Linked DNA regions of Homo sapiens: region 2 is linked to region 1. Evidence: read pairs that join two places in POLR2A ChIA-PET (ENCODE). Cell type or tissue: GM12878. All regions are shown on one strand. Links, peaks and the distances in the headings refer to the core of each region. The heading gives the core; the rest is flanking DNA. Region 1 overlaps CAB39 (calcium binding protein 39). Region 2 overlaps SP140L (SP140 nuclear body protein like).

Region 1 (16,601 bases), core at 4,295-12,294:
GTGAAAGAACGACGGAGTGCTAGAACGGCACCCGGAAAAACCGAACCGATCACTTCTGCCTCGCAGAAACCTGGAAGGCTTCCTGGGCGGGGGATGCTGAGCAGAGTCTTGAAGGCCTGATGGGATTTAGGAGAGGAGGATTGCAGAAGAGGTGTGTGGAAGGGGTAGCAAAAGCGAGAAGACAAAGCCTAGAAATCATGGATAATTCCGTTTGTTGGCATGGTGCAGGGGGCGGGGGGTATTGGGCTAAAGAGGTATTTTGGGGCCAGATCCTTGAATGCTGTAGAGGAGCTATTTGAGCAGCATTCTAAGAGAAACTTAGAGCTCATTTCTCAGTGACTCATGAGCCCGGAAATGTAGGCTAGGGGATATTAAAGGCGCTCTTGTGAAAGGAGAGAGGAGGAGGCCCAGTCAGGAGTTGACATTCTGTGCCTTGAATGTAATGCAGTTTCAGATCGATTTTGACAGCTTCCCAGATAATCAAGTAAATCCATGCCCAGGCTAAGCAAAGTACCTTTGCAGAAAGCTTCATTAGATATCAGGCTCTTAAGAGGTAATGGAAAGGTGTCTATAAAATAAGCTCATCTGCACACAGAAGGTGTTTCTATTTGTGCGTTCGCTACAGTGCATAAAAACTTCTTGCACTTTGTATTAGGCGTATGTACTTTGGAATTACTAAGCTAAACCTACATTCTTTGAGGTGGCATTTGTGTAAAATAACATAAATTGATGATTTTTAAAAAATGGTTAGTAATATTCTGCTGTAGAAAGCCAGACGTAGACCTTTTACAGAAAGGTAAAACTTTGTTTTTATATTTTATTTTATTATGAAATCTTTATAGTAGAGCCAGAAGTGAAAGTGTTTAGCTTTATTTTGTAGTTTGTTCAAATTGTTAGGAAGTAATTAGCAGCTGTATTCGAAATCTAGAATATACGATCTGTGAAAGCAGCTTAGGGCCTAAGTTTTGTAAGCTTGCACTTGTTTGCGTGTATGACAAGTGAATGCCACCTTTTTGCAGTTTAAAAATTTTCTGCTTTTCAAAATAATACATGATCTTTGTCAAAGCTTCCAAAATTCAGGGAGTGCTAGAAAATCTTTAAAACATTTTCTATAATCTTACCACTTAGATTTGGTTACTGCTAACATTTTTGCGTATTTTCTTTCCAGTCTTTTTCTGTGTATTTTTTCTTTGCATAATGAAATATATTGTATGCATATGTATACACACACACATCTCTTATTAAGCTTTTCTTGTCATTAAATATCTTCATATAAAAAATTTTTACTCAACAATGGAAGTCTTCTAAGCATGTTATGTTTTCCTGACAAGGTTGTATTATTTACCTCAGATGAAATGCAGTAGTTAGGCTTAATAACTACTAGTGTGGACAGAACTTTTTCTGAAAGTTTCTTGTTTGAAGTATGTTTCTTTCTCTGTAAGACTTGGATCCTCTTGCTTGTTGAATAAAGTTTTTCTTGGCAGGATGTGTGTTGTCATGAGGTGTGGAAGAGGAAGAAAGCACACAGATCTCTGCTATAGGAGTGAATGGACTTTTAAAGGGATGTTGTCAAAAGATTACTGTCATGGCTGGTATACCATCCCCCACAGACGGCGATGCAGTGTCCCTTCCCACTCCCCACTTCGCTCCTGAAAAATAGTCTCTACACTAGGGCCATCCATATAGGTTAACTATTTTTTGAACATGACATCACGAAGACTCAGGCTGGATATAAGCATAGAATATTTCATGAAATGGTTTGCTACTATAACAAATGGGTGGTATTTGCCTTTTTGGTTTTGTTTTGTTTTTTGAGACAGGTTCTCACTCGGTCGCTCAGGCCGGAGTGCAGTGGTGCGAACATGGCTCACTGCAACCTCAACCTCCTGGGCTCAAGCCATCCTCTCACCTCAGCCTCCTGTAGACGGGACCACAGGCTCGTACCATCACATCCGGCTAATTTTTGTATTTTTATAGAGACAGGGTCTTGCCATGTTTCCCAGGCTGGTCTTGAACTGCTGGGCTCAAGTAATCTCGCCTTGTCCTCCCAAAGTGCAGGGATTACAGGCGTGAGCCACCACGCTTGCCTGGATATCTGTTTTTTTATTTCAAGGCAGCTTACTTCCCTTCATTAGCATTTTCTACTTCAGGTTCTTGTACTAAGTCAGTTTTTTCCCATGTATTTTACATTCTAAGGTGTATTAATAAGATCTCTGTTTCTGTTTCATCACGTATGAAGTAAGATGCTGAGTAAGGCTGTATACGTTTCCTAAAGTTAATGTAGAAGAACTGCTAAGAAAGTCCAGTATAAGTATGGGGTTTGGTAACTTGATTTTATTTGAATGTTTGTATATTGCAAATACGTATGCCACACAGGGTCTTTATTACCTTGGAATATTTACTAAAGTTTTCTGTTTTGATCAACTTTTGTGGGATTACAGATTTCTTTAGTTATTGCCATACTTTCCCAAGAGCCTTTTTTCCAGATTGATGACTAATCACTCACAGTTTAGCCATCTGCCATGAAAATACACAAATCCAACCTCCCCAACCCCCAAAAATAAAATTCAGTAGTAGGACGAATTTTGTTTCAGGTATTGTCTTTTGTTTACCTTTCTGGCATTGTTTCTATTCCAGCTCTATTTTATTTTTTAATTTAAAAAATGTTTTAATTAAAAGAGATGGTGTCTCATTCTGTTGCCCAGGCTGGTCTTGAACTCCTGGGCTTATGCCATCCTCCTGCCCCAGCCTCCCAAAGCACTGGGATTATAGGCCTGACCACACTGGCCTCCAGCCCTATTTTAAAAGGTCAGGCCGAGCGGGGTAGCTCACTCCTATAATCCCAGTGCTTTGGGAGGCCAAGGTGGGAGGATTGCTTGAGCCCAAGAGTTGGAGGCCGATCTGAGCAACATAGCAAGACCCTATATCCACAAAAATAAAAAATTAGCCGGGCATGGTGGTGTGTGTGCCTGTTGTCCTAGCTACTCAAGAGGCTGAGGCAGGAGGGATTGCCTGAGCCCAGGAATTTGCAGCCTCAGTGAATTTTGATCACTGCATTGCAGCCTGAGGTGACAGAGTGATACCCCATCTCAAAAAATGTATATATAAAATAAAAATAATAAAAATAAAAATTCATTTTCCTCTTTTTCATTGCTTCTTTTAATTGGGCATTTGATTTTATGAACGTCTTTACATGTTACAGAAATGGGACTGTGGAAGGTGGATTAATTTGGATAACAGAAAAACTGGTAAACATTTTTTTTTACACACTTTGATAAAATTGTGGGGAAAAAATATCAAATCTGAATCTCTGGGTTAAATTACTTGTGACTTGTTATTACTGAGGTGTAAAGATCTGGCATTATTATGAAGTCAGGTAATCTAAATTTGCATAGCAATTTAGTCATCAGTATCTTTTGGCCATTGTAAGAAGACTTGTATTAGAGCCTTCTTTAATTACAGAAGGAATTGAGCTGTGTGAGAGTTCGTACGTTCTGTGCCCTTAGTGACTTTCCGACCGGATCCCAACCACTACTTTTTAAAAAATTCTCCTGCAAGGGTGTCTTGCAGTGAGAAAGAGAGACTGGACTCAACTCCCCTCATCTCTACAGTCCGGAATATGGGGGCAGAGCAAAGTGAAGCAAATACTTCTGCCGTCACCATTTGTAGAGTAGAACAGTCTGTGAATAAAATGATCAGTGTTCTGCCTCTGTTTCTCAGGCCCTCCGAGGATTATGAGAAGAGTTACTACAGGCCTAGGTGGCAGATCATAGACTGGTGGTGATGAAATCAGGTTAACAGCTAGTTGCCATCTGCATTTTTGGGGGGTGTTGTGCCATTTCTGTCTCACTGAGCTTCCCAGTCCCACTGTGCTTTTAACTTTTAAAACAGAAGGGGTGAGGGGACAGCAGAATTGTGGTTTATAGCAGCTGTGATGTTAAGCCTGCAGAGGAAGGCAGGATGGCATGCAGAGAATTGCGGGAGGTCATTCGGGTGTGAAGTGGCTCCAAAGGAGGGAGGTAAATCCTGCCTTGGCCCTTCATGTTGACCATATCCAGTGCATACCTATTTGTATGATCTTTAATAGCTTTTGTCTTGGTACTCAGAATATAGTGTTTAAGTTATAGATTGTGTTTGCTTGTTTATGTGTGTATTCATATGCATGTTTCAAAGATGGGGAAAATCTAGCCATTATTTAGTGGCAGTTTGTTTTTATATGGTAATTATTCTTTGGGAGCATTATCCAGCAAAAATTGTTGAGGACCACGGAAGTATGATACTGTTAAAAGATCACACACTTTATTTGGTAATACATTTGAGAAACAAAACATACATTGTGTATCTTGATCTTAATTAAGTTCCTACTTTGTGATCTTGTCTCATGAACTGTAACTTGCTCTTTACAGTGTACTGACTATTAACATGCTAGTCACTGTTGTCTCCCTCCACAGTAGATTATATATCAGCTGTATTGAGGCACTAGGAAGAAATACTTGGACAGGTTTCTGTTTACATGTCTGTAGTTAAGGCCCGCTTTTAGGTTTATAGAATTTGGAGAGGTAGTGTTAGCCAGTGGTTAAAAGCGCAGGTGCAGCCAGACTGCCTAGATTTTGAACCCTCATTCCTCTGCTGTGGGCTCTATAACCTTAAGTTCCTTCTGTCTAGCTTGAATTCCTTGGATGGTAATAGTAGACCATATCTGAGAGGGTTGTAGGACGATTAAATGAGTTGCTACATCTGATGTGCTGCCGTGTATCAGATGCCTAGACATAAGTTTTGTGATGCTCATGATAGGCTTTTCCAGGGGGGAGAAACTTTAGAACTTCAGAAACAACCTAGGCAGAATGGTTCTTTCTGCAGGTGGGAACACTGAGGCCCACCGTAACTAGAGCAGAGTTTGGTTCACTTTGAGCAGTAACAGGTGTAGCTTTCTGCAAAGTGAAGTCTCTTTTCTAGGGTTTTATGGCTTATTAGCCACAGGACTGAATCTGGAGCCTGGTTTTCTTCATTCTTTGTCCAGTTTACTTGAATTAAGTATCATACTTTATGCAGTAATGTCTTCTTTTGGACCTTTTCACTAACATTTACAAAGGTTGTATTCAAAATATATTAAATGTTCTTTGTCATATAATTCTTTTTTAAGGTTTAATATACTAATATTCATAATATTTGTGATGTAGCTGGCAAGTGATTTGGGAGGCGTGTATGAAGTTAGAAGTCGAAATAGACAAAGAATCAAGGAAAATTAACAAAAATTAGTTAGCTTGGGGGAACAAATTACCGTTTAGGTCCACTAAATGTTGGGCAAACCTCTTAGGTAGTATTGTCCCCAACATCATTGATGGGAAACCAAAGTGGAGGGTTTGTCCAGGATAACACAAACATTGCACAGTTGAGCCAGAATTTGAACTCAGGTCTGCCTCACTTCAAAATATGTGCTCCCTGAAATAGGGTATGACTCCCTCATGAAATAATTTTATTTTCCTTGCTGAGCAGTTTTGAATTAGTATTTTAGAATGGAGGTTTATAAATAGATCCGAATTTGGATTTTAATAGGTTTCCAAGCAGTAACCACATTACAATCTAAAAGAGATGGTTTATTATAAATGCTTTCGTTGTATAGTCATAATTTGATTAGTGGCTTATAGTTTAGTTAGGCCAGTAGATAGTATTTAATTTCTACATTATTCTTGTAGAGAAGATGGGAGGCCTGTGTTACAGTGGGAAACACAGAAGCCTGGGAATCGAAAGATCTGGGCTGGGTCCTGACTCCATGGCTAATTATGTTGTCACTCTGTACAAGTAACTCCATCTCTCTGGGCTTCAGTCATCCCATTATTATACCAAGGGCCCCAGATTGAAAACCCCTTAAATTCTCTTACCCTTATTTTCAGTGATTTGTATGTAGGCTTCTGACTTGCCTTTTTCTCCTGCACTGGTTCCCTCCCCTTTTGCTGGTGGTCTTGCAGTCTGAGTACTTTATGGCATGTGACTGTGCTTTAACCTTTTTTCTCCCAGTTGGTCAGATGGTAGTGTTATTTCACAGTACTGAAGTTCTCTGCTTAGGGTAATGAGAATAACATCAAAATGTGTATTTTCAAATGTTCTACCTTTGTGCTTATGAATAAATAGTTAAGAACTAAATGTTTTATGGTTGTAAAGTACAAGCTTAGTAAGTCAGTCTATTTATTAACAAGTCCTCAAGCCTCACATCAGTTTCGTTGTCACAATTGTGTTGTAAAGTTGGGCGAGTTGTGTGTTTTAGGGGAAGGAAAAACATTAACAAAAGGCAATGAGAGTGGGAAAGAAAGAACCAAAAATGTAGAATTAAATTTGGGAATGTAAAGAACATGCTTTGGCTGTGGTTGGTATTAATCCCCTACCTATGTAAAGGTGGCATCCTGGCTTAGATCACAGGGTTCTTTGCAGCTCGGGATTCTATCACTGGTAAGAGATAAGGGTGATATTCACCACCCATTAGCATTCATACATCCTCAAATGTCTATTATTAATTTGGTCCACAAGTTGTTTGTTTGTTTGTTTCCCAGGATGGAGTCTCCCTCTGTCGCCCAGGCTGGAGTGCAATGGCGTGATCTCGGCTCACTGCAACCTCCGCCTCCCGGGTTCAAGCGATTCTCCTACCTCAGCTTCCCGAGTAGCTGGGATTACAGGTGCGCGCCACCATGCATGGCTAATTTTAGACGGGGTTTCACCATGTTGGCCAGGCTGGTCTTGAACTCCTGACCTTGTGATCCGCCCACCTCGGCCTCCCAAAGTGCTGGGGTTACAGGCGTGAGCCACCGCGCCAGGCTTAAGCAGTTTTTAATGCCCCTTATGCTAGGTACTAAAGGCCAGGCCTCAAGGAGCTCAGTAAACAAGTTTTTTCCTGCTTTGATGGCATATCATCAGCCAGCCAGTTCATTTACTTTTAGATTCTATAGCAGGGAGACAGAAACTCAGGCCGTTAACATGACCCATGTAGATACTCTTTTGGCTCCCATCTCTCTAGTTACAGTATGGTTTCATCGCTGTTCAGCATTGGTGAGTTATAAGTTTTTCCTATGTATGTAAGTTTCGTGTCTCTAGATTGTAATTTATTTGGATAGAGGATTTTTGTTTCTTACCTTTTAAAATTTATCTTCCCTCCCCTCTTCCCCACCTCATGTTTTCAGAGTATAATAATACGTTCTTTCTATAAATATTAAATGATACAGCTGTGTGGTAGTATAAGAAAACTTTTGCAGCCAGCATGGTGGCTCGTGCCTGTAATCCCAGCACTTTGGGAGACCAAGGTGGGCAGATCACTTAAGGTCAGGAGTTCAAGACCTGCCTGGCCAACGTGGCGAAACCATGTCTCTACTAAAAATACAAAAATTAGCTGGGCATGGTGTCAGGTGCCTGTAATCCCAGCTACTTAGAAGGCTGAGGCAGGAGAATCGCTTGAGCCCTGGGGGTGGAGGTTGCAGTGAGCCAAGATAGTGCCACTGCGCTCCAGCCTGGGCAACAGAGGGAAACTCCATCTCAAAAGAAAAAAGAAAAAGCAAACTTGCTTAACAGAGATGAAATACTTAACCAAAATACAATTTTTTCTGTTTATCTTTTTATCTCAGCTATATTTGTGCTTATTTGAAAGTGATTTACATACCATGATAATTGAAGGTTATGAGGATCCCCTTTTCGCAGATAAGTTCCACGTAAAGCCGTGTTTCCCAAATTGTGTTTTGTAGACTGCCAGTCTTAGAGAGATTAGTTGTTTGTAGGAGAGGTTCCAGGGTGAGATTTCAACTTGGGAAAACACTGGGTTAAACATAGTTAAACAGAGTTTTATTTTTGATGGTGATTGTGTTACTGTTTTTCTGCAGAGCTTGTCAGAGTTTTTAGTAGTGTGTATTGGCAAATTGAGAAATACTGCACATTATATTTCCTTCCTTCAAGTTTATTTGGTCAAAAGAACACACCCTCCCCCCCAGGAAATACCCACAAACATCTTGAAGAAAGGTTCTACTGGAACACAGGTTAGGAAACCCTCTTATTTGCATACTTACTAGTATGGCATTCAAAGCATTTACTTACTAATTCGGATGATAATTTTTTGTCAGTTGGAATTCAACTAAGATTGTAGTGGCTTTCACCAAGCCTTTTTTTTTTTTTTTAATTTCAGCCTGCAGTGAGAAATTATATTTTTGACCAGTGACCCAACACATACACACACTCTCAAAACTGAAAAAGAAATTTCATGAAACAGTACTTAGGTCTTACTACATAGAATGCATTCTAATACTTTCTATTTTATTTCTTAATGCTTTTTATGAACTACTAAAATCAGCATGCAATTTGAGAGACACTACAAGGTTACATGAATTTATAAACTTAGTTAGAGTGAGAATATACCATACAAACTTTCATTTTTCTATTTAAAAAATATTTTTTGTAGAGACGGGGTCTCACTATATTGCCCAGGCTGGCCTCAAACTCCTGGGCTCAAGCGATCCTCCTGCCTCAGCATCCCAGAATGCTGGGATTACAGGCTTGAGCCACCTTGCCCAGCTCCAAACTGTTTTATAAGTGAGAAAACTAAAGCTCAGTGTAGAGATGAGATGGGAGGGACTCTGGCCATAAATTCTGGATTTAAACCTTGGTTGTGTGTTGTTGGGCAGGGTGTTTAATGCCTCTTTTTCCTCAGCTTTCTCATTTGTAACATAGCAATAATAGAACCTATACATAAAGTAGTTGTGAGGATTCAGTAAGAATGCCATGCATAGCGTGTCTGATAGTGTGCTGTAAGTGTCCAATACATTTTAGCTTTTATGATGGCTGAAGTCTCAAATTCTTTCTGCTGTACTATACGTACTTTGAAAAATATTTTAAGACTTTAGAAGTGTTTAAGCAACCTCCAAGTAAAGCTAGACTCTTGATCTCTAGTTGGATGTATCATTTGTTGTGATCTCAGCCCTCTGAAATAGTAAGTTTTAAAAATAGCGAAAAGGAGCCACTTAAAGTTGTTTTGTCTCAGTTGCAAATTGACTCTCGGTTGCCGAGCTTTATGCTATATTATTATATAGTTTTAAAACTATTCCTTTTTAACTTTCTTAATTTTCAATTTTGTTAAAAGAATGAATACTTTAGCAGCTTTTCAAGCCTTTTTTAAAAATCTTTATAAGCATGTAATTAAATACAAATATGTTCATACCTGTAACCTATTAATTTAGCTTTCTTGTAGTTTTAATTCATTAAAATAAAAAAATAAAAGTTACTGTTTCCTGTTTTATCCACGTTTCTGCAGGTTTGGTGAGTTTGCCCATCCTCAATATTTTATATTGCCATTGGGGGTTTAATTTTGTGTCCTGACCTAAGAAAAGGGACATTTACAGGGGATTTACGATAGTGGGAGCCTGATTTCCCATTATCTTTTTTTTTTTCTTTCTGGTTTAAACACTTCATTTTAATTTCTCTGCTGTGGGCTTCCTGAACCCACCCCACTTAAATGTTAAGGTTGAACCTCCCCCAAACACAGGAAGACAAGCAAGTCTCTGATTCAACATTCTTGCCACATCAGAGAAATCTTGCTGCCCCTTCTGCAGTAGGTGTGTCTTCATCTCTACGTTCCTGGAGTGTGTTGCCTTTGAGCTGATCCTCCAGTTGTCTCACCTCCCAGACCCTTTTGCTCCTTTTAGTGCCCCACACTGTCCTTGAAGGACCATGCTGTCACCATGGCACCCAGAACCCCCTGCCTACTGGTTGGGCTTTGGTTGGGTTTAGCCAATGGAAGCCCTGGGCAGAAGATTAGAGAGGGTAGGAGGAGAAAGAACTCAGCGTATGTCTTGCCCTGCCCTCTCCATGCCCTGGTGCATTGTTTGGCCAAGGGTTCCCATTATCTCAAACATAGCTGGCTACTTCATATATTAATGTCACTACTGAGGCAATTTGAGGTGTTTCTCAGTTTGTTTCTTTTATTCCCCAGTTTGTCTTCAGTGTGACCTGAAGTTGCTGAAATAAGAGGTTCCAATCAGCGTCACCGCCACATACCAATTCAGTATGCAAATAGCATAAAGAGGGTCTGGCGTGGTGGCTCGCACCTGTAATTCCAACACTTTGGGAGGCTGAGGTTGGTGGATCCCTTGAGGCCTTTAGGAGTTTGAGACCAGCCTGGGCAACATGGTGAAACCCTGTCTCTGCTAAAAATACAAAAATTAGCTGAGTGTGGTGACGCACACCTGTAATCCTAGCTACTTGGGAGGCTGAGGCATAAGAATTGCTTGAACCCGGGAGGTGGAGGTTGCAGCGCGCCGAGATTGCGCCACTGCACTCCAGCCTGGGTGACAGACCAAGACTGTCTCAAAAAAAAAAAAAAAGAAGATAGCATAAAGGCATAAAGATTCTGTACTTGTGTGAACAGGAGGCATGTGGTAAAAAGTAAATAATTGCTAACATAGCACAGGTATGTTTTAGCACAGGTATGTTAGCTGCTGATACATTGTTTAAGACCTCTATGGGCCGGGCACGGTGGCTCGCCCCTGTAATCCCAGCACTTTGGGAGGCCGAGGTGGGCGGATCACCTGAGGTCAGGAGTTCGAGACCAGCCTGACCAACATGGAGAAATCCCGCCTCCACTAAAAATACAAAATTAGCCGGGCATGGTGGCACATGCCTATAATCCCAGCTACTTGGGAGGCTGAGGCAGGAGAATCACTTGAACCCTGGAGGCGGAGGTTGCGGTGAGCCAAGATCGCGCCATTGCACTCCAGCCTGGGCAACAAAGAGTGAAACTCCATCTAAAAAAAACACACACGCTCACCAAAAAAAAAAAAAAAAAAACCTCTATGAGTAGTTTACCTCGTTTAATCTTTTTTTTTTTTTTTTTTGAAAGCCACTGACTTTATTGATCTAAAAAACTTTACAAGGACAGTGACTGTTGTGCCAAAAAAGGAGCCAAATGGTATCAAACGGATTGAAAGTGAGGGTGGGGGTGAGGGATGGGGCCGGGAATCCATTCAGGAAAGCTGGTAACTGTCACCAGGGAACTGGCAAGGGAAAAAGGACGGGGGAGGCATGCAAGAGCGAGAATCCAAAAAAAAGTTGAAATGGTTAGGGGAGAAAACTCCCAAAAGACCCCGGAGTACGTCGGAGGTGAGTACAACAATAGCAATCTTTTCCTTCGTAGAGGACAGGGGAGGAGTCCCTACTCGGCTGCAAACTCTGGTTGAGGGCTGGGGATTGAGAGCTTCCCAGAGAGCATCACAAGAAGGCGTCGCACCACTCTCGAAGGCAGTCCCGGGACTGCTTGGCGCTGGCGCCACAAGTGTCTTTCAGCCATTCCCGGTAGAGGTCTTCATCTTTCTTTAGCACCAGAAACTGGCCAAGGACAACGTAGGCCTTGTCAAAGCCCCTTTCCTCCAGCTTCTTGCCCAGGACTTCACCAATCCCAGCCAGGCTCCCCACTGGCTTCTCCCCCATGGGCTCTGCCACGAAGTCTCGGTGCTTTTGGGAGGTTGTCATCTTGATCAGGCTTAATCCGCAACTTCAGTTCCCGTAACGGTTCCTCCCGCCACCCGGCCACTCCTGCGGATACCTCCCGTTTAATCTTTTAACAGCCCTTTTTAATATCAAATTTTGTCCTCATATTTTTAGGTAAGTAATGGGGAAAACCAAGCAAATTGTGTAATTGGCCCGAAGTTATACATGTAGAAAGGGGTCCTAGATTTGAAACCCAGGTCACAGAGCTTGAACTTGCAACCTACCATGCTGCCTCTACCACATGATACTGGAATGTAGAATCATCCTGGAACATAGGACATTTCTGATACAGAAACAGATGAGGTCAAGTCTCCTGGTCAGGATGTTTGATGTCTCAGGACACAAAGAACTTTCATTTCTCTTTACTGAGTTGCTGTCAGTGATCTTTGAGGAGCTGTGATGAAATGGAGCCATGCAAGAAAATTAGGAAAGTTAAAAGTACAGTTTTTCCATAAAAGGAAAAGATGGAATCTACAAATCATCAGACTGCACTTGATGTTGATTGCCAGAATACCTAGCTAAGTGTTGATTTCTAGAAGCTACATCCATTTATTTATTAACTATTTCCTTTTTTAGTAGGATTCTATTAAATGTCTGAGATAAGGATGGGGCAGGATAGGATTGCTGAAAGAATGCATAGTTCTTCCATATTTGAGATTATCTGAAAATATTAAATTGCACAATTTAAATTGGAATATTTTCTAGGACTTGAAAGTCATTTTGATGTTTTTGCTTTTTAATTTAATTAATTTTTTTTTTTAGACGGAGTCTCTCTCTGTTACCTAGGCTGGAGTGCAGTGGCATGATCTCGGCTCACTGCAACCTCTGCCTCCTGGATTCAAGCAATTCTCGTGCCTTAGCCTCCTGAGTAGCTGGGATTACAGGTGCATGCTACCATGCCCGGCTAATTTTTTGTATTTTTTTTTTTCCAGTAGAGATGGGGTTTCGCTGTGTTGGCCAGGCTGGTCTTGAACTCCTGGCCTCAAGTGAGCTGCCCACTTCGGACTCCCAAAGTGCTGGGATTACAGGCATGAGCCACTGCACCTGGTCTCATTTTGATGTTTTTATAGGATCCTTTTACTTGTGTTCATTATAGTTATCTAATATGCTTTGGCACATAAGTCACATATGGCACATTAGTCACAGGTACAGTGGCCTGCATCCCTGTGCCTTAACCTTCCCATGTAGGCAGGAAGGAACTAGGAACTGTTAGCATCTTCCTGTATGTAAACAGCAAAGTGTAAATACCTTCTGTTTTTATATTGTTAAAATCATCCATTTCTGTTCTTTAAGATTGTTGCTAACCTATTCATTTACTCAAAGGCTAGTCTTGGTCTTGTTCACATAGTGATTGGAAACTGAGTTGATGGAAAGAGGGCAACCCTTCCCTACAGAAGCTGAAAGGGAGGGGCGGGGAATGTTTTTTCTTTTTTAATCTTATGGAAGCTCCCGGACTTTTTAAATATAGTGAAAGGAAGACAGGAATCAGGGTGCTTAGCATACGAGATTGTATGCTGATGCCCTTTGGTGTTTGAAAAGGTCAAAAGACTGTCTTTTATGGAGGCTTTTGTTATCATTGAGAAGAGGAAGGAATAATAAGAAATACGGAGAGGGAAGAGGAACAAGACATAGGAGTATATCCAGAAGAAAGTGACCAAGTAACTGTAGACACTGGGTCTAAATTTGTGTGTCATGCACAACTTTGGAAGAGCTAATCATGAAGGTGGAACTGATTGCTTTTCAGAATTGTCTTAAGAAGTAGAACACTTGAATAGATTGTTAACCATATTTAATAATATATGTAAATATTTAAATATATATAAATTGGAAGCGGGTACCCTTATGGAAGCTAAAAGGGAGGGGCGGGGGATATTTTAAATGTGTGTAAATATTTAAATAAGTATGTATTTAAGAAGTAGAGCACTTGAATAGATTGTTAACCGTGTGTGTGTGTGTGTGTGTGTGTGTGTGTGTGTGTATTTTTTTTTCTTTTTCTTTTTTTTTTTTTTTTGAGACAGGGTCTTGCTCTATCACCCACGCTGGAGTGCGGTGGCGCAGTCTTGGCTCACTGTAGCCTCAACCTTCTGGGCTTGAGTGATCCTCCCTCCTCAGCTTCCTGAGTGGCTGGGACTACAGGTGTGCACCACCATACCCAGCTAATTTTTTTGTATTTTTTGTAGAGATGGGGTTTTGCTATGTTGCCTAGGCTGGTCCAGAACTGGGCTCCAGTGATCCATTTGCCTTGGCCTCCCTAAAGTGTTGCGATTACAGGTGTAAGCCTCTGTGCCTGGCCTTAACTCATGGAATATATTAAATATATATTAAAGGCCATGCCCTCGCAACCAGCTAGGGGAAGGAGTGCTCCAGACCCAGTTAGCATAGAAATTATATACTCTTATATAAATGATATACCTAACATAAATACCCATATATAAATTATATGTTCTCTTTAAAAGTTTCAAAAAACATAAACTAGATTTATTCTAGATCCTAGAATACCAAAAGATACCAAATTCATGTTACAAAACTAGCCCAGGCCAGGTGTGGTGGCTCACGCCTGGAATCCCAGCACTTTGGGAGGCCGAGGCAGGAAGATCACCTGAGGTCAGGAGTTCAAGACCAGCCTGGTCAACATGGTGAAACCCAGTCTCTACTAAAAATACAAAAATTAGCTGGGTGTGGTGGCGCACGCCTGTAGTCCCAGCTACTCGGCGGCTGAGACAGGAGAATTGCTTGAACCTGGGAAGTGGAGGTTGCAGTGAGCTGAAATCACACCACTGCACTCCAGCATGGGCGATAGAGTGAGACTCCGTCTCAAAAATAAATAAATAAATAAATAAATAAAAACTAGCCTAAACTCTTAAAAACCTAATAAAATACAAAATATAAGAACAGCAACCTGGTAAGACATTACAAAGGATGAAAACTATATTCCAAATTTATCTTTTTTTTTTTTCCTGCTCACTGCAACTCTTCCACCCAAGTTCAAGTGATTCTCCAGCCTCAGCCTCCCAAGTAGCTGGGATTACAGGGGTGAGCCACCATGCCCAGCTAATTTTTGTAGAAATCGTGTTTTGCCATGTTGTCCAGGCTGGTCTTGAACGCCTGAGCTCAGAGCAATCCACCTGCCTCAGCTTCCCAAAGTGCTGGGATTATAGGCATGAGCCGTCGCACCCTGCCCCAATTTATCTTTTATATGTTTTTTTGAGACAGGGTCTTGCTTTATCACCCATTCTGGAGTGCAGTGGCGCAATCATAGTTTACTGTAGCCCCGAACCCCTAGGCTTAAGCAATCCTCCTGCCTTGGCCTCCTGAGTAGCTAGGGCTACAGGCATGTGCCACCACACCCAGCTATAATTTTTTAAATTTTTTGTGGAGACGGGATCTCATTTTGTTTCCTAGATTGGTCTCGAACTCCTGGGCTCAAGCAGTCCTCCTGCCTTGTCCTCCCAAAATGCTGGAATTACAGGCATGAAGCATTGCACCCGGCCCCAGATGCACATACAGAAGCCAAGAACATTCTAAGTAAAACACCAGCAAAACTAATTAAATATGAAATTGTCAAAGAAGACAAAACCTGGTATTTACTGTGTGCCAAGTAAGTGTTTTAAGCACTTACATTATCTCAATTAATCCCCTCAGCCTGAAGAAAGAGATTATGCTTATTTTACACATTATGAAATATAGGCCAAAAGGTTAAATAGTCTGCCCAAAGATTAGTTGCAAATTAGCCACAGAGCCTGGTTTTGAACCCTTGGGCGGTTTGCACCAGCTAGTATTTAACCTCTGGCTATATCATCCCAATATGTGCCAAGATAGCAGTGTTAAACAGTTCTTCTTGTTTTATGAACACTTGAAATCAGAAAACAAAACAAAGATGCCCAGTAACACTGATGTTTGATAATGTCTTGGCCAGTGCAAGAATACATCAAATAAAAGACTTAACTATTGGAAACTGGTGGAATATAGCAGTATTTGCAGACAGTCACAATTTTAAACCTGGGAAAACCAAGAGAATCAAATCAAGAGTTAAAAATAAGAGTTTAGTGCCCGGCGTGGTGGCTCACGCCTGGAATCCCCAGCACTTTGGGAGGCTGAGGTGGGTGGATCACCTGAGGTCAGGAGTTCAAACCAGCCTGGCCAACATGGTGAAACCCCATCCCTACTAAAAATACAAAAAAATCAGCTGGGCGTGGTGGCATGTGCCTGTAATCCCAGCTACTCAGGAGGCTGAGGCAGGAGAACAGCTTGAACCCGGGAGGTGGAGGTTGCAGTTAGCCAAGATCTCCAGCTTGGACAACAAGAATGAAACTGTCTTAAGGAAAAAAAAAAAAAAAGTTTAGTAAGATGGTTTTATACCACATAAAGATATTTAATAATTGGTAGCACTTGGCTATGAAAAATCTTGAGCGAAAACCTCATTCATTATAGCAATAAAAAATGAAATGCCCAGGGTGAGGAAATCTATAAATATTTGAGATTTTTACAAAGAAAACTATAAATTTAAGTGAAAAAAGACTTAAGAACAAATGAGAAAATTTTTCCAGGTTGAATCAGTGTAGTATTGGCCAGAGAATACTGTCAGATATTTTAAAAAGTTGACTTATGGAACACAGTAAAAGATACATATGAGCCTGCTACATAAGCAACATCACACATTAGTGGAGAAAAAGGATTATTTAGAAAAAAATTTTTTCTTATAATTTTAGACAGAATCTTGCCCTGTCACCCAGGCTAGAGTTCAGCGGCACGATCATGGTTCACTTCAGCCTCGACCTCCTAGGCTCAAGTGATCTTTCACCTCAGCCTCTCGAGTAGCTGGGACTGCAGGTGCACACCACCACACCGAGTTAATTTTTGTAGTTTTTGCAGGGTTTCACCATGTTGCCCAGGCTAGAGCAAAATATTTTTAAATGATTGGTTATTCTTTGGGAAAATGAATTGTGATAATTAAGCTACCCTTTATATGAAAATATATCTGTTGGGAGAATGACTAAAAACTATACATTAGAAGAAAACTTTTCTTTTTTTTTTTTTTTTGAGACCAAGTCTCGCTCTTGTGCCCCAGGCTGTAGTGCAGTGGTGCG
Region 2 (8,000 bases), core at 1-8,000, 370 kb before region 1:
CTGTTCTGTCAGAAACTAGGATCAAAACTCCTGCATTTTACTGTTTTCTATTTGCTTGGTAAATTTTCCTCCATCCCTTGGTTTTGAGCCTATGTGTATCTTTGCACATGAGATAGGTCTCTTGAAGATGGCATACCGATGGGTCATGGCTCTTTATCCAGTTTGCCATTCTGTGGTTTCTTTAACTGGGGCATTTAGCCCATTTACATTTGAGGTTAGTATTGTTATGTGTGAATTTGATCCTGCCACCATGATGCTAGCTGGTTATTTTGCAGACTAGTTTATGTGGTTGCTTCATAGTGTCACTGCGCTGTGTACTTCAGTGTGTTTTTGTAGTGGCTGGTAATGGTTTTTCCTTTCCATATTTAGTGCTTCCTTTCCATAGTGTTTTGTTTTCATTTTTGTTTGCCTCATAATATTTTTAAATTACCCTTTTGGCTTCTTCTTTGACCTATTGGATATTCAAGAATGTATTGTTTAACTTCCCTACATTATTTATGTATACCTTACAGAATTTATGAATTCTCTGAATTTCCTCCTGTTATGGATTTCGAGTTTCATACCACTGTGGTCAGAAAAGCACTTGGTATGATTTCAGTCTTCTTGAATTTATTAAGACTTCTTTTGTGGCCTAACATGTACACTTGAGTAGAATATGTGTTTTGCTGCTGTTCAGTGAAATGTTCTGTATATGTCTTTTAGGTCCATTTGATCTAAAGTCTGGTTCAAGATCAAAATCCTTATGATTTTCTGTCTGATTCATCTGTCATTGTTAAGGGTGAGGTATTAAAGTCCCTTACTATTATTGTATTGCTGTTTCTTCCTCCTTTCAGATTGGTTAGTATTTGCTTTAGCTATTTAGGTATTCCAATGCTATTGTCAAAATATTTACAACTGTTATATCCTCTTGATGAATTGGCCCCTTTATCCTTATATATTGACCCTCTTTGTCTTATGTGGCCATTTTTTACTTAATGTGTATTTTGTCCAACATAAAGATAGTTACCACTGCTTTCGTTTGGTCACTTTTTGCATTGGATATCTTTTTCCATACCTTCACCTTCAGCCTACATGTGTTCTTAAACCTACCATGAGTCTCTTACATGCAGCAACTTGTTGGATCTTGTGGGGTTTTCATAATCCATTCAGGTACTCTATTTCTTTTGATTGGAGAATTTAATCCATTTATTGATAGGTGAGAACTTACTATTGCTGTTTTGTTATTTGTATTCTGGCTGTTTTGTAATTTGTATTCTGGCTGTTTTGTAGTTCTTTTTTTTTTTTCCTTTCTTTTTTTCTTGTGGCATTCCTTTGTGAGTTGATGAATTTTAAAGTGATATGCTTTGACTCCTTTCTCCTTTGTGGTTACTGTGAGGCTTACATAAAATATCTTATAGCTATATCATCTGATTTTAAGCTAACAACTTCAACCACATATAAAACTCTACACTTTTGTTTCTCTCCTCCCTCATATTTTAATTGACTAATGTTACAATTTACATATTTTTATATTGGATATCTAAAACCAAATTACTATAGTTATACTTATTTAAATGTTTGATTTTTAATTTTTATGCTAGAATTGAAAGTGATTTATGCACAATCATTACAATATAAGAGATTTCTGACTTTGACTAAATTTTACCTTTACTGGTGAGTTTTGTATATTTATATATTGTTATGTTGTTAACTAATACCATCTCATTGCAGCTTGAAGAACTAGAACTCACTTTAGCAGTTCTTGTAAGACAAGTCTACTGATGATGAACTCCTTCAACTTTTGTTTTTTTGGAAAAACCTTTATCACGCCTTCATTTAAGATAGATAGATTTACCAAGTGTAACACTCTTGGTTGGCAGTTTTTTTTCTTTCAATATTTTGAATGTGTCACCCTAATCTCTCCTGGGCTGAGAAGAGGAGGTTTCCACTGAAAACTTTACTGTTAGTCTTATGAGGGCTCCATTTTTTGTGATAAGTTATGCTTTCCTTGCTGCTTTCAAAATTATCTTTTTGTCTTTTGATAATTTAATTATAATACTTATTGGTGTAGAATTGTATTGTTGAACCTGTTTGGGGAACTTTGGGCCTCAAGAACATAAATGTCCATTTCTCTCCCCAAATTTGGGAAGTTTTTAGTCATTACTTCTTTAAATTGACTTTCTGCTCATTTTTCTTTCTCTCTTCTTCTGTAATTTCCATAATTTGTATGTTGTTTCACTTGATGGTGTCCCATAAACACAATAGGCTTTTTTTCACTCATTTTCATTCTTTGTTCTTTTTGCTCCTCTAAGTAGATAATTTCAAATGACTTCTCTTTCAGTTCACTGATTCTTTCTTCTGCTTAAGTAAGCTGTTGGAATTTTCTGTTAAATTGTTCAGTTCAGTCATTGTATTTTTTAGATCTAGGATTTCTGGGGGTTTGTTTAATGGTTCCTATTTTTTATTGGCATTATATTTTGTTTATATATTGTTTTCTGATTTTGTTGAGTTGTCCATCTGTGTTCTCTTGTAGTTCACCGAACTTTTTAAAGAGAATTATTCTGAATGTCAGTTAGCTCATAGACCTTCATTTCTTTAGAGTCAGTTGTTAGAGCTTATTAATTTCTTTTAGGGGTTTTATTTTTTGCTGATTTTTTATGATCCTTGTATCCTCACATTAGTGTCTGTACATTTGAGGAAGAAGTAACCTCTTCCAACCTTTATAGGTTTGCTTTGGCATGGAAAGCCCTTTAGTAGTCAGTGTTTCCTGGAGATCTGGACAGGTCAGCTGGTAGCATCCATGAATAGTCACAGTTTGCTTTTGAGATCTCTAGTTGTGCAGGATTATTGCCTGTGCTCTGGTGTTTGCTGGGGCCACTGGCTCGCCTGTATGGTTTGTTGAGTGTTTTGGTTGGACTCTTTGGTTGGGCAGGGCTACTGGCTGGCTTCTGAGATGGAACAAGACCTCAAGCTACTGTTCAGTGGGACCACAGGTTAGGCTCTGTGATTAATCAGGGTTGCAGGCTGTGTTTTGCAGTTGGGTTGAGTCACTGTCTGGGTTCTCTTCCAGAGTAGAACCACTGGCTGTGCTTCAGTGTCAATCAGTATTGTTATCAGGTACCTGGGTTTGGTGGGGCCACAGGCTATGCCCCAGCTTGCTGCAAGCTGGGCTCCTCTGTCAGATGGGATCATTCTCTGGAATCCCTGGTTAGGCAGAACTGCAGGCTGTGCCCCTCAGTTGGGAGGTGTCCTTGGCTTTGTTTACTGTCCATGCAGGTCGCTGGCTGGCCACTGAGGCTGGGCAGGGTTACTATTTGGGCTTCCTGGTTAGCAAGGCTAGAGGCCATACTCTGTAGTTAGGCAGAGTGGCTGGCTCGATTACCTGCGTGGTCAAGGACGTATGTTAGGCTTTGAGGCTGGGCAGAATCTCTTTGGGGGTTCCCTGGTCCAACAAGACAGAAAGCTAAACCCTGTAGCTGGCCTGGATTGCTGACTAGGCACCCAAGCCAGTTAGAATTGCTGACTATGCTCCCTGGCCAAATAGGGTCACCAGCTTGCCTCTGCAGTTGGGCAGAGCTGCTGGCTGAGCTCTCTGCTAGGGTGCTGATGGCAGGAACACAGTACCAGCATGGTGATCCATGCACTGGCCACTGTGAACCCTGCCCTCACTTCTTCATTTCTGGTCAAACACAGGTGGTCTAGCCCCACTGATTTCCTCTTTGTTTCCCATGAGACAAGACAGAAGTGGGCCTCCTAAGATGTAGCACAGAATGCTACAGAAGCTGGATGTCCTCCTCAGGCTCTCTTTTCCCCACTGGAGAAACTTTGGGCTCAGGAAAACCCTCTTGATATGGCACTTTGCCAGCCTTGGGGAGGAGCAACACAGTCAAAGTGAAACTGTATGACTCAAGAATTTAACTGCTAAACATCTACCTAGAAATGAAAACGTATATCCACACAAAGACTTGCATGCGAATATAGTAACATTATAGTAACAGTAACGTGATAGTTAACTTTCACAAAATCTATCGTACACTGTTTCCAGAAGACCATTTCATAGCAATGTGTAAGGGTTCCAGTTTTTCCACATCTTTGCTAAAACTTGTTATTGTATGTGTTTATAGCCATTCCAATGAATGCATATTAGTATTTTGTTGTGGTTTGAATTTGCTTTTCTCTAATGACTAATGATACTGAGCATCTCTTCTTGTCTTTATTATCTTCCATGTGTCTTTCGGAGAAATATCTGTTCAAATCATTTGCCCATTTTTAAATTGGGTTATCTTCTTATAGAGCTGTCAGAATTCTTTACATACCTGAATATAAGTAGTTTATTGAAAATATAATTGGCTAATATTTTCTCCCAGACTGTGCCTAGTCTTTTCTTTTTCTTAACAGTATACTTGAAACACAAAAGATTTCAGTTTTGTTAAATTTCAGCTTATCACTTTATTATTTTAAGGATCATGCTTTTGATGTTGTAGCTAACTCTTCATTTAACCTAAAGTCACAAAGATTTTTGTCTTTATTTTCTTACAAAAGTCCTGCCATTTTTGCTCTTTTAGAAGATTACTACATAATTTGGGGAACCCAGTGAAAAATAAAAATGGGGGATCCTTGCTCACAAGTTATTAAGGATTTCAGAACAGTGAAAGCAGAACACTAAACTAAGCACAGAGTCATTTGTGACTGCACAGGATGCATGCTCATGAAGCCAGCCCTGCTCTTACATTTAGATCCATGATCCATTTTTAGTTGATTCATGTATATGATGTGAGGTAAGAGTCTACATTTGTATTTTTGTGTGTATCTATGCAATTCTACTTGTAGTATTTGTTGAAAAGACTATCTTTTCCTCATTTAATTGCCTTGGCACTTTTGTTGAAAATCAATTGCTGAAACCACAAGGATTTTTTCTGCACTCTCATCTCTGTTTCACTGAATTATACCAGTACAATAACTGTCTTGATATGGGTAGCTTTATAATAAGTGTTGAAATAAGAAAGTATAAATCTTCCAACTTTTTTCTTCTTTTTATAGATTGTTTTGGCTATTCTGGGTTCTTGCAATTCCATATAAATTTTAGGATTAGCTTCTCAATTTCTTCAGAAAAGCCATTTGGAATTTTGATAGGAATCACATTGAGTTTATAGGTCAATTTGGAGAGAATTGCCAGGTTAAATATATTGAGTCTTCCAATCCATGAACATGGGTATCTCTATTTATTTAGATTGTTAATTTCTCTAGTAATGTTTTGTCATTTTCAGCATACAAGTCTTGCATTCTGTTTGTTCATTCCTAAATGTTTTATTATTTTGCCTACCTTTAATTTTGAATTTGAAAACTCAATTTTTACATTTCTAAGTTTACTAGTTGGTTGTTTTATAGAAACAATATCATTGAATAAGTTATGGGGGTACTAAATATACTTACTCTAGGCTGGGCACAGTGGCTCATGTCTGTAAACCCAGCACTTTGGGAGGCAGAGGTGGGCAGATCACTCGAGGTCAGGAGTTTGAGATCAACCTGGCCAACATGGCAAAACCCCGTCTCTACTAAAAGTACAAAAATTAGCCAGGAGTGGTAGCACATGCCTGTAATTCCAGCTACTAGGATGGCTGAGGCAGGAGAATTGCTTGAATCCAGGGGGCAGAGGTTGCAGTGAGCCGAGATCAAGCCACTGCACTCCAGCCTGGGGGACAGAGAGAGACTCCATCTCAAAAATAAAATAAAATAAATATACTTACTCTAAAGTCTTATTCTATTTGTTTATTATTTCTCTTTCCTCTGATGTTACCCAAAAAAATGGTAAAAAGAAAGATCTGAAGGGATCTGGTTAGAACCCTGAAACTGTCCACTAAGCCAGTGTTAACACCTGGGGTGTAGTCGTTTCATGCCTTCCCTATTATTTATTCTGAATTTTATATACAAATGAAAGACTTTTTTGTTTAATTTATATAAAAATGGGATCATAATGTATTAATCTGAACATGATGTTTTCATGGAACAGCAAAACTATTACCTTCAACCCAAATTGCTACAATTAAATAGCTATGTAATATTTCAACAGTGTACATTTATGATAATGCACTCAACCATTCTGCCAAATGGGCAATCAGGTTATTTTCAGGTTTAGAGGTATGTGTTATTGTGGAGTTGTTGTTGTTGTTGTTGTCGTTTTGCTACTAAAAACAATGCTTCAATAAATACTTCTGTATTTATGAGAATGTAGTCAACAAATACTTATTGAACACCTTGTGTATATCAGGTACTCAAGAAAAATCAATGGACAAAACAGATGCCACTGCCCTTATGGCATACATATTTTTGGGAGAAGAGAGACAATGAAGAAGATGATAAACAATAAACAAACAAATGTGTAATTTATTTAAGACGTTAGGGATTGACAAGAGCATGGAAAAAAGAGAGGCAGATGAGGGGATTGGGAGTATGGGGGCAGGATGGGGGATTGTGGTTGTGATTTTAGATAGGTTGGTCAAAGAAAATCTCATTGAGAAGGTAATAGTGAATCAAGGATCAAAAAGAGACAAGGAAATTAGTTCACTGCATAGATACATATATCTATGCTAGGCAGAAGAAACAGTCAATATCAATTCCCTAAGGCTAGAGTATGTCTGGTTAGTCAAGAAACAACAAATAGGTGAGTGTGACCAGGCAGAAGTGATCAAGGGGAGAGGAGAGAAGGTTGGATCATTACATTACCTTTGAACAGTGTAAGGATCTGGGTTTCACTCTTGAAGAAATGGAGAGCATTGAAAGTTCTGCAGTTCTTGTTTCTATAGGATACATGTTGATCTTTTTATTTATATAGGGTAGATTCCAAAAGCTGGATCTGCTGGGTCAGTCAGTCTGTAGTATATTTTAAAATTTAGCGGATGTTGCCAAATCTTTTCTGAAAAGGCTGCAGTAATTCATGCTCACACCAGCCATGAGTGTCTGTTTCTCTGAATCTTCTCCCACATGGCATAGTGTCACTAATGAAATTGTGTTTGCCAATCTAATGAGTGAGAAATGGTTTCTCATTGATGTTTTAGTTTTAACGTATTCATATGTGTATTGGACATTTTAATTTTCTTTTATTTAAGCTGCCTGTTCAGGTCCATGTTGGAGGGATTGTTTGTTATTTTTTATTAGCAGACTTTAGTCTTTGCCTATTAATATCAGGTATATTAACCCTTTGTCATACATATTGAGAATGTTTTTCTACACTGTCTTTTATATCTGTATTGCTTTTTAAGAACATTTAAATCGATTAAGAGAAATCTTCCTTTAACTATTCTCATCTCAAATTGTTCTTTATTGACTCATATATTCTGTCATTTCAATATTTACATTATTTTATCCAGGTTTTTTTTCGAGACGGAGTCTCACTGTCACCCAGCCCAGAGTGCAGTGGTGTGACCTCGGCTTACTATAACCCTGACCTCACCAGCTGAAGTGATCCTCCTGCCTCAGCCACTCAAGTAGTTAGATCTATAGGTGCACATCACCACATCTGGCTAATTTTTGTATTTTTTGTAGAGAGAGCCTTTTGTCATGTTACCCAGACTTGTCTTGAACTCCTGAACTCAAGTGATCCACCCGCGCCAGCGTCCCAGAGTGCTGGGACTACAGGCATTATCCACCACACTTGGGCTTTATTCAGTTTTAATGGGGTTTCTGGTTGCAAGCACACCATACTTACATAATAATTTCAGAAAAATTGATGTTTTAAAATTACTACTTTTTTTCTAATTGGGAGCATTTTATATATCTCCATTTATTTAGATCTTATTTAATTTCCTTCAATAAAATTTTTATAGTTCTTATACCTTTAAGATGTTTATAAATATATACATGTGTATTTGCTATTTAGTCTGAGTATTTTTTTTAACTTATGTCTTTCCAAATAAGAACTAGTAAGTTTTATATGTCTATTTTTTATTCATACTCCTTGGTGTATTAGTTCATTCTCATACTGCTACAAAGAACTACATGAGACAGGGTAATTTAAAAAGAAA

Evidence for each region. Peaks named below come from ENCODE experiments on the same cell type or tissue, not always from the same donor. Only the 100,000 strongest peaks of a DNase experiment are listed, where the experiment ranks them.
Region 2: POLR2A ChIA-PET joins it to region 1 with 5 read pairs; 2 of 35 experiments call an interaction of 5 or more read pairs at or near these places.

The regions. Positions count from the first base shown.
Region 1 is chr2:230,713,908-230,730,508 of GRCh38, forward strand. The region is part of intron 1 of CAB39 (calcium binding protein 39); the gene reads left to right. It also overlaps the pseudogene BANF1P3. Among named protein-coding and RNA genes, the nearest start is that of CAB39, 9.4 kb to the left of the region's middle. RefSeq lists an enhancer at 7,257-7,780. In GM12878, for the core only: no CTCF peak of the experiment used is centred there; a DNase peak (open chromatin) is centred at 7,958; H3K4me3 peaks cover 1,553 bases; H3K27ac peaks cover 2,273 bases.
Region 2 is chr2:230,344,311-230,352,310 of GRCh38, forward strand. The region is part of intron 2 of SP140L (SP140 nuclear body protein like); the gene reads left to right. Among named protein-coding and RNA genes, the nearest start is that of SP140L, 21 kb to the left of the region's middle. RefSeq lists an enhancer at 3,635-3,974. In GM12878, for the core only: no CTCF peak of the experiment used is centred there; a DNase peak (open chromatin) is centred at 3,851; H3K27ac peaks cover 875 bases.